2 separate regions of the Homo sapiens genome follow, and region 2 is linked to region 1. A link is an interaction called in ENCODE POLR2A ChIA-PET data of the cell type or tissue named here. Cell type or tissue: OCI-LY7. All regions are shown on one strand. Each heading gives the region's core, and the rest is flanking DNA. Links, peaks and the distances in the headings are about the cores only. Region 1 overlaps PCDH9 (protocadherin 9). Region 2 overlaps PCDH9 (protocadherin 9).

Region 1 (5,397 bases), core at 65-5,064:
AGATTTATTACCATGATTGACATTTTGCTTTTGATTTATATTCTTTTCTTCTGTAAGCCAAGACTCATTAAATTTTCAAATTCCTAAATAAGTTAAACAACTGTCCTTTTTTAACAGTAAAGAGTGATACAGAAATAAACTGGAAAAACAACCCATATTTAATCTTTCTCATTCATATTTTTGTCCTATAGACAGTTTGTCTCTGATAGACAAGAATAGTGGCAGAATCAGTAGAATTTTCTGAGGCATAGCATATAAATATAAGAAATGCAGAACTCAAAGTCATTCATTAGGGATCTGTTTTTACATATTTATTCATTATTTAAATGGCATATGAAAATATTTTCCCTTGATCTTTTACAGTTTGATTGATTAGAGTGCCATAAGCACATATCACGTTTTAAATGATGGGCTTGAGACCACCTGTACAGCTAAGAATGGCAAAGATAGAAGCACAGTCAAGGTCTTTGAGGAATATTTGATTGATTCTATCATTTTATACTAATTATTCTGGATCCTTGAGAAAATATATGAAATGAACTTACCTGTTCTTGAAAGGAGCCTGCTACGTACAGCTTCACCACTTAGTAATTTATGTGGATATTTAATTGTGTGGGCTGTAGGAAAGAATGGAAATGTGGTCAATTTTATCATGTTTGTGTAATATCTTGTATTTTAACATTCTTCTATAGTTTGTCTCTCTATCCAACCATCTCTGCATTTGAGTATTACACTGCTTTGTTAATAACCACTCTCTGGGCCTTTTTCAGCCTGTTAGCAGTTGATTAAGAAACACTCTAATCCCTTTCAGGATATTGAGGAGCTAATGGATTGCAGACTATTTGGATCTTTAAGCTTCTATTGTAAACGGTATGAAGAATTGTCATTGAGCTGATATTTGCATATATCTCTCCCAGTGCTAGTTACTTTGCCTCCTTTTTTGTCCTCTTAATCTTCAGCTTTCATTCTGAGAATATTTATTTTAGTCGGAAATAAGCATGCCAGTGATAGAAATTTGGGATTCACCTCCAGATGAATGCCATCACAGACAGGGAAGCTCTGGCACATTTTGCATAGATCTGTATGAACACAGTGAACCCTTCATAAGCTCTTAGATTGCAGGAAATCAGTGCTGAAAATTAAGTGGGGTTTTAAAGATTTGCAAAGTAGAGAGCTTTGTATAATGCTGGTATTGCAGGTGCCTATTAAATATGAAGTAAAGGCTTTGTAATACAACTAGCTAACACATTTCCCTCCACATTAGAGTGATTTATAGCCTAGGGAATTAGTCTTGCCTATTTTTTCCAAATGCAGAAACACTGGATGTGACTGAAAGAATAAAAATCTCAAATACATGCCTTACAATGGACTGATTTGCTGTTGGATGATTCTAATTATTCAAGATAGATGATGCAGGCTTGTTTGTACTTCCTTGTGGTATCTCTGATGCCCATGATCTGGCCTTCATTTCTCCTAAGAAGAAACTCTCAATTGTGTATGCAGACTCTCTTCTGAACCTAAATCAGATTAACACCCCAGGTGTCTATAAGACTATATAGCATTACCATAATGAAGAGGCCTGGGTACCAAGTGAATGCTTCCATCCTCATAGGAATTACTATTGAATCATTTCTCAAACTGTATTTTTAGAATTCATCTTTGCTGCATTTGTAAATATGGTGTGTATTTGTAGCACAGCATTTTGTTCTAGACATACATGGATTTCAATATATTTAGCTTCATGACAATGTTCAGTAAAATCCCTTGCAGTTCTTTAATACTTAATGTCTTTGACTAGCCCTGTTAGATATAAATTGGAGCAAATAGCCATGCATATTTTAAAATGATTTTATAAATCCTATATTTTCACCTATTAGAAAAAGTGTGTAATCCATATGCAGCCCACAGTAGGCACAGGGGCCTGTGAGAGTCATAATAGATGATTGATTTAGAAAAGAAAACAGTTTTTGTGCAAGACAATAGCAACTGCAATTCAGTGAATTAGGTTTTTTTTTTTCCTCATTAAACAAACCTCAATAAAGAAAAGAACGGAAACACAGAAGCAGTTATGAAATGAAGCTGTATCTTTTATAGAAGGAGAATGTCTTCTGCTGACAGTAGTAGTTCTATAGTAGACATTTTCTGGAAAGAAAAATACTGGTGGTTTTTTGGATTCGGTGGATGCAACCAATCTGTGCCTCTGTGTGATAGCAGCTGCATGCTGAGGACTTTCAAATACACAGCTACATAGGATTCGGCAGGAAACTTTTTGTAGAAGGTGCAAATGACAAATGGAGACAAAATGGAGTGAGTTCTGAGTTGTGAGTTGATGCCCTCCTGTGTCATATATTCATGTCATTGAACCGATTTTCACATTGGATGTCTAGAATCACAATAGCCTTCCTTCTGTGTGTCAGCTGGGAACACACCTGGACTGGCTACTTTTCTTTGCTCCATTTCTTGTCATTCACTAGGTGGACTATATTCATGTATGTTGTTAATACATCTGATTTCTTAGTTTCTTGATGGATTTTAAAGTGATGTAATATTATTTCTGCATAATCTTTTCCGTATATATATCCATATATATATATATATATATATATGTTGCTTAAGACAACCACAAAGTGTGAAATAAAATCTATGATGTGTCCTTTCTTGCTAGAAATAGTAAATTCATATTTATTCTGACTTATGGTCTCAGATAATATATTTTCCTTTGCTATTTTTTGTATTGAGTTTTTCTTACTGATGCCTTTTTCCAAGTTAAGGAATAATGTTAGATTTAGGTATATAGAGTAATAATATTTCAATGCATTCTCAACCCATTCAAATTTCCAACATAAAAGAGATGGTAGAATTTATACAAAATCATCATTTTTTGCCTTAAAACTTAAATAGGTATCAAAATTGTATTACACCATAGTAAAAATTGACACAATTTTTAGGATATTTTAGTATGACATAAACTCATTTTCATTCTTGGTCTTAAATGGCAAGATTTTCTGCCATGCAGTGGTAGCAAAATATGTTGAATTCATTGATTGATTTTTAAGCATGATAATAATTAAGTAAAAGCTTCTTGACACCTAAAGTCTCTGTTTTAGACAATTAAATTCTGCTTTAGCTAAGGGTTATTGACTTCTGTATGATACTGGGAGCAACACTCCTCAGGGTTTAAACTATTCTTGCAGGACCATCTGTTATTTGCAGGGACTGTGCATCCTCTCCAGCTGATACTGTGTGAACCCAGGCGTATTTCAGGATTGTTCCTCACATGGCCCTGGTTCCTGATGATCTTTTGGTCTCAAATGGCAACTCAGTAAATCCAAATACTGGTATGCCACTACTTAAAGTATGAAAATCTTAGAGAATATAAGAAAGTTCCTCAAAGTAAGAGACTGTGTCTTACTTACCTTTGTATTTCTAACACTGAACCCACAACAGTGCTGAAAAGAGTGAACTTAGTAGGCATTCAGTAAATTTTGATGCAACCTGAAGATCAGTGATCTTGAAATTTTATTTTATATATATAAGATTTTCCACTGATTTAATCTTTACAACAATCATTCAAGAAAGACATCATTTATGTTCAAAATATATTCTTCCATCACTTAGAGATGTCTGTGGGTCCCATTTTCTCAGTAATTTTGGACATATCATTATGTCTGCCCATCATATCATGGTTTTTCATATTAGGAAATAATGAGAAGGCAAGAGGTGAGCTAAACAAACAGGATCAAATTCCTTCACTTCCAAGCCTCTTCACCCCAACCTTTTATTTAAACCTTTCAGTACTTAGATCATTGATTTATTACTTCTAAACATAATGATCAATATATGTACTTTCATAGGTGCTTGATAGAGATACGTGTTTGTAAGAAAAATACCGTATCACATTAAAGTTTTCTTAATAGACTTTTGAGCCATCCAGACAGTATGCCAGAATCAAGTATAAATTCTATAAAAAGAAGCAAAATAATAACTGAATAGTGATTAATGCAGTGTCTAGCAACTATATTAATTTTAGAAAGATAAACTTGGTGTCTAATAGAACTTATAGAATAGTTACACATTCTCAAGTTTCCAATGCACCTTTGGGATTATTTGGCCTATTTAATTCTTTTTCTGACTGAAGAAATGGAGACTAGAGAACTAATTTGATATTTGGAGTAACAAAAACTGACTTGATGAACTACTACATAAAGACTGTGATACTGGGCACATCATTTAAATGCACTAGTCCTTGCTTTCCTTGTCTGCAAAATGGGTGTAATCATGCCAAATCCATATAAAGTTGTCCTAAGATTAAGTGAATATATATATATATATATATATATATATATATATATATCTGGCTCGCAATAGCCAGACACTCAGAAAATGTTACCTGTTTTTCTACCTCCTGTCCAAGAATACCAGCTTGCCATTGACAGATGTTTGCACATTCATTTAGTGAATGCTTTCTTGATTTTGTTTTTGGTTGTTTTCTTGAATCTGATTTCTATTGTATCTTTTTCACGACTCACCTGTGTTCATCTGCTTTTGTGTTAAAACACTATCTGGTTTCAGATTATTTAGGACTTTTGGAAAATTGATCTTCATAACAGTATCTCAATATAGCATATTTGATGTTGTTTTTTATCTTAATCCCTGTTGTTTCACATTTGTATAATTGCTTCGTCTTTCATTTTGAGTATTTTACCTATTTCATTTGCATGTCATGTTTTAAAATTATTCTGTTCCTTTTAGTGTTTGTAATGAATTTACGTCCCCATAGATTACCCAGAAGCTCCACCCATCTGGGAATTTTCACCGTATCCATCACTCCTATTACAAAATCACATATAAGAGAGAATCTGTTTCACAGTCAGTACTTAACACAGCTGGAATCATTTGAAACCTGCTGGTTCTTGCTTCCAATTATTCCATAGACTGGAAAGCATCCCTGTTGAAGTAATGGCATCCATGGTGTAATCAAACCAGCTAAAATGCCTCAAAGTATATGGATCATATTTCTGAGATTGATTGAATTCATGGTAGAAGCATAATCACCAACAGCTTTTACTATTTTTCTTAATTTAACTTATATTCATTTTATAAGTAAGTTTTTCATGTCTCAATATACAAGTTTGTAATGTTTGAGTATGTGAGTGACATAATAACATAAATGAGACACAACAAATAAAAATATTACACACTACGGTAGTACCCCAAAAATACCTTTTGATAATATCCTGGGGCCAAAATCATTTCCTTTTGTTGGAACAGCTGAAACCATCACGATAAAGTTACTGATTTGTATTTAGAGCAGAATGTAGTGGAGATTTGTTACTAGTTCAATTAACTTTATCAACTAAATAAGAAGTAGATATAGTCAAATTTCAATTGGCTTTG
Region 2 (5,397 bases), core at 247-5,246, 560 kb after region 1:
CGCCTCAGCCCCCCAAAGTGCCAGGATTACAGGGGTGAGCCACCACGCCCGGCCTTATGTGACATTCTTTAGGTTCTCATCTTTGATATACTTGATATTTGTTTTGATGTTGCTAGCTACACTGAAGCAATCAAAGTTATTGAGGCTTTCTTATCCCCACTTCCTAACACACATACACACATACACACACACACACACACACATACTCACAAAGGATAATTTTTCATCATGCCACAGCTTTAAACAAATGTAACACTGAGGACCTGAGCATGTCACAATATTAACCTGTGGGAAAGTCAGCCTAAGTTATTTTATTGGTTTACTTGAGTGATGATTTCGTAAAGCGTGGATATGTTAAATAAGGCCCAAAGGCTATGATATTATAACTCCAGAACTTTTTGATTATAAATACAAATTGACTAGAAAAATGCAGTTTCTTTAAAGTTCACCCTTCCCCCTTTATCAGTAGCATATTTAAAAGTTAGTCATATAGTTCCATTGCTCCACATTTAAGCTTTGTCTTCCTGTGTCAGATTGGATATCTGTGTTTGTGTTTATTTGATTTATGATAAACCTAATTGTACATGTGTGCTGATAAAATTGTGTGAGTTTTATCAATTTATTATTTCCAACTTTTCATTTGGATTAGCAGAAAATTATGGTCTAAGGATTGATTCAACTATGACTTCATGGTATAATCCAGATAAACAAGGGCATACCTCAGGGGACCTCTCAGTGGTAAAGCAATTTTAATTAGTAAATGATCCTGAAGCCGCACATTGAAAACAAACTATTACTCAGCAAACAATATTGGTAACGCCAGTCAGAGTTCTCATTCACAGCTTGTGAAAAGGCAGGATGCTTTGGGGAAGAGCTGGTGAGGGGTAATGAGAAGTGTCACTTAAAGTTAGCAAAGATCAAAATGAAGGACACTCATCCTCCTAGCACTAGAACTCATATCGAAGTGTTAGGTTTCTGAGTTATCTCAATTCTTCAGTTCCAACAAGGGAAAGGAAAATGCTCAGCTAACTTTCTATAAGAAATAAGGTTCTTCATCTTGAAATTCTTAGTTAATAAAGGAAACAGGAAATGGCAGCATAATTATGGCTATTGCTAAACCAGCATGTCACCAAATCAAAATTCTTAAAAAGAAAATAAAATGGGATTCGTTATTTTAACTATTTTGTTTCCAAATATCAAATTGTTAAATTATTATTTTAAACTGATATCCTCCCTTCTATTTTCTCTCTGTATTCCTTATGAATTATGTTTTAGATTTCAGATATTTATAATGTACTACTAATAGCATATTGTAAATAACAAGTTTCTAGATGGATTTCCAGAAACATCACTAAAATATAAAATATTTCCAGAAGCAAATCAAAATTCTTAAAAAGAAAATAAAATGTAAAAAGAAAATAAAATGGGATTGATTATTTTAACTATTTTGTTTCCAAGTATCAAATTGTTAAATATGATATTTAAACTGATATCCTCCCTTCTATTTTCTTTCTGTATTCCTTATGAATTATGTTTTAGATTTCAGTTATTTATAATGTACTACTAATAGTATATTGTAAATAACAAGTTGCTAGATGGATTTCCAGAAGCATCACTAAAATATTTGTATTGTGCAATCTTAAAACTACTGCTCTACTTAGAATTTAAAAATTTAAGAAAAAACATCAACCAAAGAAGTTTGATTTTTACTGCAAAGAAGTTTTAATAAGATTATTAACATTGTATTGGGCATTTGAAATCAGATATATGAGTAGATTGGTCACTATAATCAGGTGGATAAGTCAGTAATCAGTTGCTGAACATACTTCTTCCTTCATATTCTCAGGAGACCTTATCTACTGCAGCCTCATTACTCAGACAGTGCAGTGATTCATTATAAGGTCAATGATGACAAAAAAGGAAACTCACAGTAAAAAAAAAGGCAAAGAAATAAAGATCTCACCATATACTGTGAGTAGTCAGAACAGCTCTTGCTTCTGCAAGTGAATGAGAGCTGTTGCTGGGGCATTTAGAAAAAATAAATGGCCTCACATTTCCACGGCATTTCACCAGGCTGGAAGATACCTTTTCCTCCACTGTTCGTCTTCCATACCTCAAGCCCCAGCAGGTTATGATTCACTTGACCATGTGGTGGTGTGTTATCACTTTCAACTCCGAGAAAAGCTAGAGAGAAAAAGAGAAAGATTTTAGGCATTCGTTTAGCTCCAAACATTGGAAAGACTTAAATCTTTACCACTTTGAGGTGGTGTAGCTTAGAATTCGCCAGCAGTTAATAAGCTTATTTCAGTGTCATGCAAAGCAATGGCACCTTAAATAGTGTCATCCTTGACTCTGCTGTTAACTTGTTATACTTCACTAGTTTTGGCCACTTGTACATGCGCTAGTCCTAGCTAAAAATAAGCTAAAACACACACACACAGGCACACACCCCAAATCAGCTTCTTTGATGATTTAATGGGTGGAGTTAAGTTGAGAACAGAAGATATAGAGAATTAAGAGATCGGGGAAGGAGGCTGAGCAGGCAGAAGCAGTAACAGAAAAAAAAAATGTTTAAAAAGTCTTTCAGGGAAGATGCAGCAGGATTCACGTGATGTAAAACTGGAGAAGAAAATTAAAACCTGCGAAAGATTAAGCAAACCTCTTCTTTGCTTGTTCTACCAAACACACACAAACACACACACACAAACATAACTTAAGTGGAGGGATAAACCACATTAAACTGTATCTGGTTTCAAATGTTCCAAGGCCTATTTTAGCAGTTGTTTTTCTGTAAGTCATTCTGACTTGGAGCACTGGTCCTCCCCAAGGATATAAAATGTAGTGAAACTTATTATCAAGTCTGATGAAACCTAATGGTGTTTTACCTCTTTTTGGATGACTAGTGCATGCACAAAATAAGCCTTTGAGACAAATTCTATGATTTAGTCAATACTTATTGAGCACTGTTCTAAGGCTAGGGATACATTTATATATTTGACAGTGAAACAAACATGACCTTGTCTACATGGTGCTTATAAACTAGTGGAAGAGTATTCGATTTTCCATTGCATTGGCCATTTAATATATTTTTGTTATTATTATCATTTCTTTAATTTCGGTTAATTTTCTCATCATCTGTGATAATTTAGGCTTTGCTTTTTGTTGTTGTTGTTGTGTTTTATTGTTTTGTTTTTTGCAATGGAGAAAGTATATGCAAATAAGCAAGGGATTTGATCCTGACAATTGTACTTACAAAATATGACTTGGAGGAGGCTAGTTTTTATATGTCTTGAAGTCTATTTTATCCTTTGCAAAAAGAAGACACTAATTCTTAAGTCATAATTTGATGAATATGATATAAAACATAAAACTCTTAATGTAGTCACCAGAAAACAATAAATGCTTTAAAAATGTTCGTTCTGATCTTTTCCTCCTCTTGGATATCAACATAGAATTTCAACAGATAGGAAAAGTCATAGATTGCAAAGTACAAAGTATCATCATTTTATATACCATTAAGAAAATAATTCTAACAATTAAATTACAACATCATACTTACTTAGCACATTGATTATGTGGCATGTCCTGAACCTAGAATGTATAGATACATGTTTAAGAAAACATTGTGAATAAACAAATGAGTGTTTAAATTGTGTTTGTAAAATACAATGATTTTGGCATTTTAAATCTGAAGATAACTCATGTTAATGCTGTAGAGAAAAGATAAAATTGATTGCTATATGTATATACATTCATGAAAGTTTTGAGGAAGGACATAAAAATAAAAAGTAAATTAACCAATAAATGATCATGACTAAATATTACCCTTAAGAATTGTTTATTCTATAGTTTAAGCAATAGACTGGAACAGACACATAAATAATCTTTAAAAGCTAAAGGTACCTCTTAACCTAAAATAAATGTGTTTTTATATCAACTTGGGAAATTCAAAGAGATATAAACATTACTTACAAATTAAACATATCTCAAAGTAATAGTGTTTCTGATTATTGTATTCATTATTTCCACTCAACACAAAAAATTCAAACAACCAAAATCTAACAAAAGCAAGGTTTTACTAGTACAATCGGGGGACTGGTTTTGGGAACCCAGAAGATACCAAAATCTTCAGATGTTTAAGTACCTGATAGAAAATGGCATTGTTCTTGCATATAACCTAGGCATATCCTCCCATATTTTAAAAATCATCTCTAGATTTCTTATACCCAGTAAAATTTAAATGCTATGTAAATAGTTGTTACACTGTATTTTTCTCTTTAATGCCATTTTTTAAGAAGCATTTTTATTTTGTGAATTTTCAACCTGCAGTCTGTTGAATCTGAGGATGCAGAACCCTGGAACACAGAGGGCCGATTGGACTGTAGATTTCTTTGATGTGCAGGCTCTGAAAGAGTAAGCATTAGGCTAATAATGCACATCATAATAAACAGGTAATCCTTGTAAGTGGTGATGCTTTACACTCACAGATATGCCCAGGAGTGTAGGATGTTGTTCCCTGCTCCATTGGCAGGAGGAGATATTATGACATCTATTTCCACGAGTTCTTAGAATATAATTCACATATGCACATGCACTCACACCCATCATTCAGATCTGCTGGATTCCAAAGAATCGCTTCAATACTGGATTTCCAATTGCTGTAAAATACTGCACAGAGAATGAGAATTTTTGTTTAAAGTCACATTTGGAGTCAGTAAAAGCATAGATGTTAATCTGGCAAAAACTATGCTTGTGACGTAATCCAGGCAACCAGGAGCTCTTTGCCTGCCAGTCTCTTTGTTCTCCATTTGGCATTCTTCCTGAAATGCTTGAGATCATAGCAATGAAGAGACTCCCGTATGATTAAGTGACTTTGTGTTCAGGTGGCCAGATGCCAGGCGCCTCCCTGTTATTTGTATTAGTCCTTCACCTAGAAACAACAGATGCTGTGGTGACTCAGGGAGACATGTTTACAGTAGGAGAGACTAAGAGATAGCTTCCTGGAGGCTAAAGTGATGGCACACACAGGAACTGAGACTTCCATAACTTTTCTGGAACTGGAGTAGAAACTTGTGTAATTGGTTATAATGTTTTATATCCACTGATCTCTGTATAACTTATTCTGGACCCCGAGCCACGCTAATGAATTCTAACATAGATTGCCTGGTGGTCTAGGCAAATCGGTGTAATTAAAATGGACATAGGCTTTTGTCTGAGGAAGCTCATTTCTGTTGTTTTCTTTTCCTTGTTCCTCTTGCTCTGACTTGCTCTTCTGCTGCAAGAGCTATTTCTGCTTTATACTCCTTTTTAAAAGTTCAGATGCTCTCATTTCCTTCTGGGGATTTAAGAAAGAAATAGCAAGCGTCTTGGAATCCACGAGGTAAATACCCAAATCTT

What was found. ChIA-PET counts read pairs that join two places held together with the same protein. Peaks named below come from ENCODE experiments on the same cell type or tissue, not always from the same donor. Only the 100,000 strongest peaks of a DNase experiment are listed, where the experiment ranks them.
Region 2: POLR2A ChIA-PET joins it to region 1 with 11 read pairs; 3 of 35 experiments call an interaction of 5 or more read pairs at or near these places.

The regions. Positions count from the first base shown.
Region 1 is chr13:67,213,893-67,219,289 of GRCh38, reverse strand. The region is part of intron 2 of PCDH9 (protocadherin 9); the gene reads left to right. Among named protein-coding and RNA genes, the nearest start is that of PCDH9, 14 kb to the left of the region's middle. In OCI-LY7, for the core only: no CTCF peak of the experiment used is centred there; no DNase peak of the experiment used is centred there.
Region 2 is chr13:66,656,848-66,662,244 of GRCh38, reverse strand. All of the region lies in intron 3 of PCDH9 (protocadherin 9), which reads left to right. It overlaps LOC105370247 (a long non-coding RNA gene), which reads right to left. Exons shown (of 3, transcript XR_007063818.1): 3 at 2,100-2,184. Among named protein-coding and RNA genes, the nearest start is that of PCDH9-AS2, 170 kb to the left of the region's middle. In OCI-LY7, for the core only: a CTCF peak has its summit at 2,161; DNase peaks (open chromatin) are centred at 2,084 and 2,394; H3K4me3 peaks cover 3,615 bases; H3K27ac peaks cover 4,732 bases.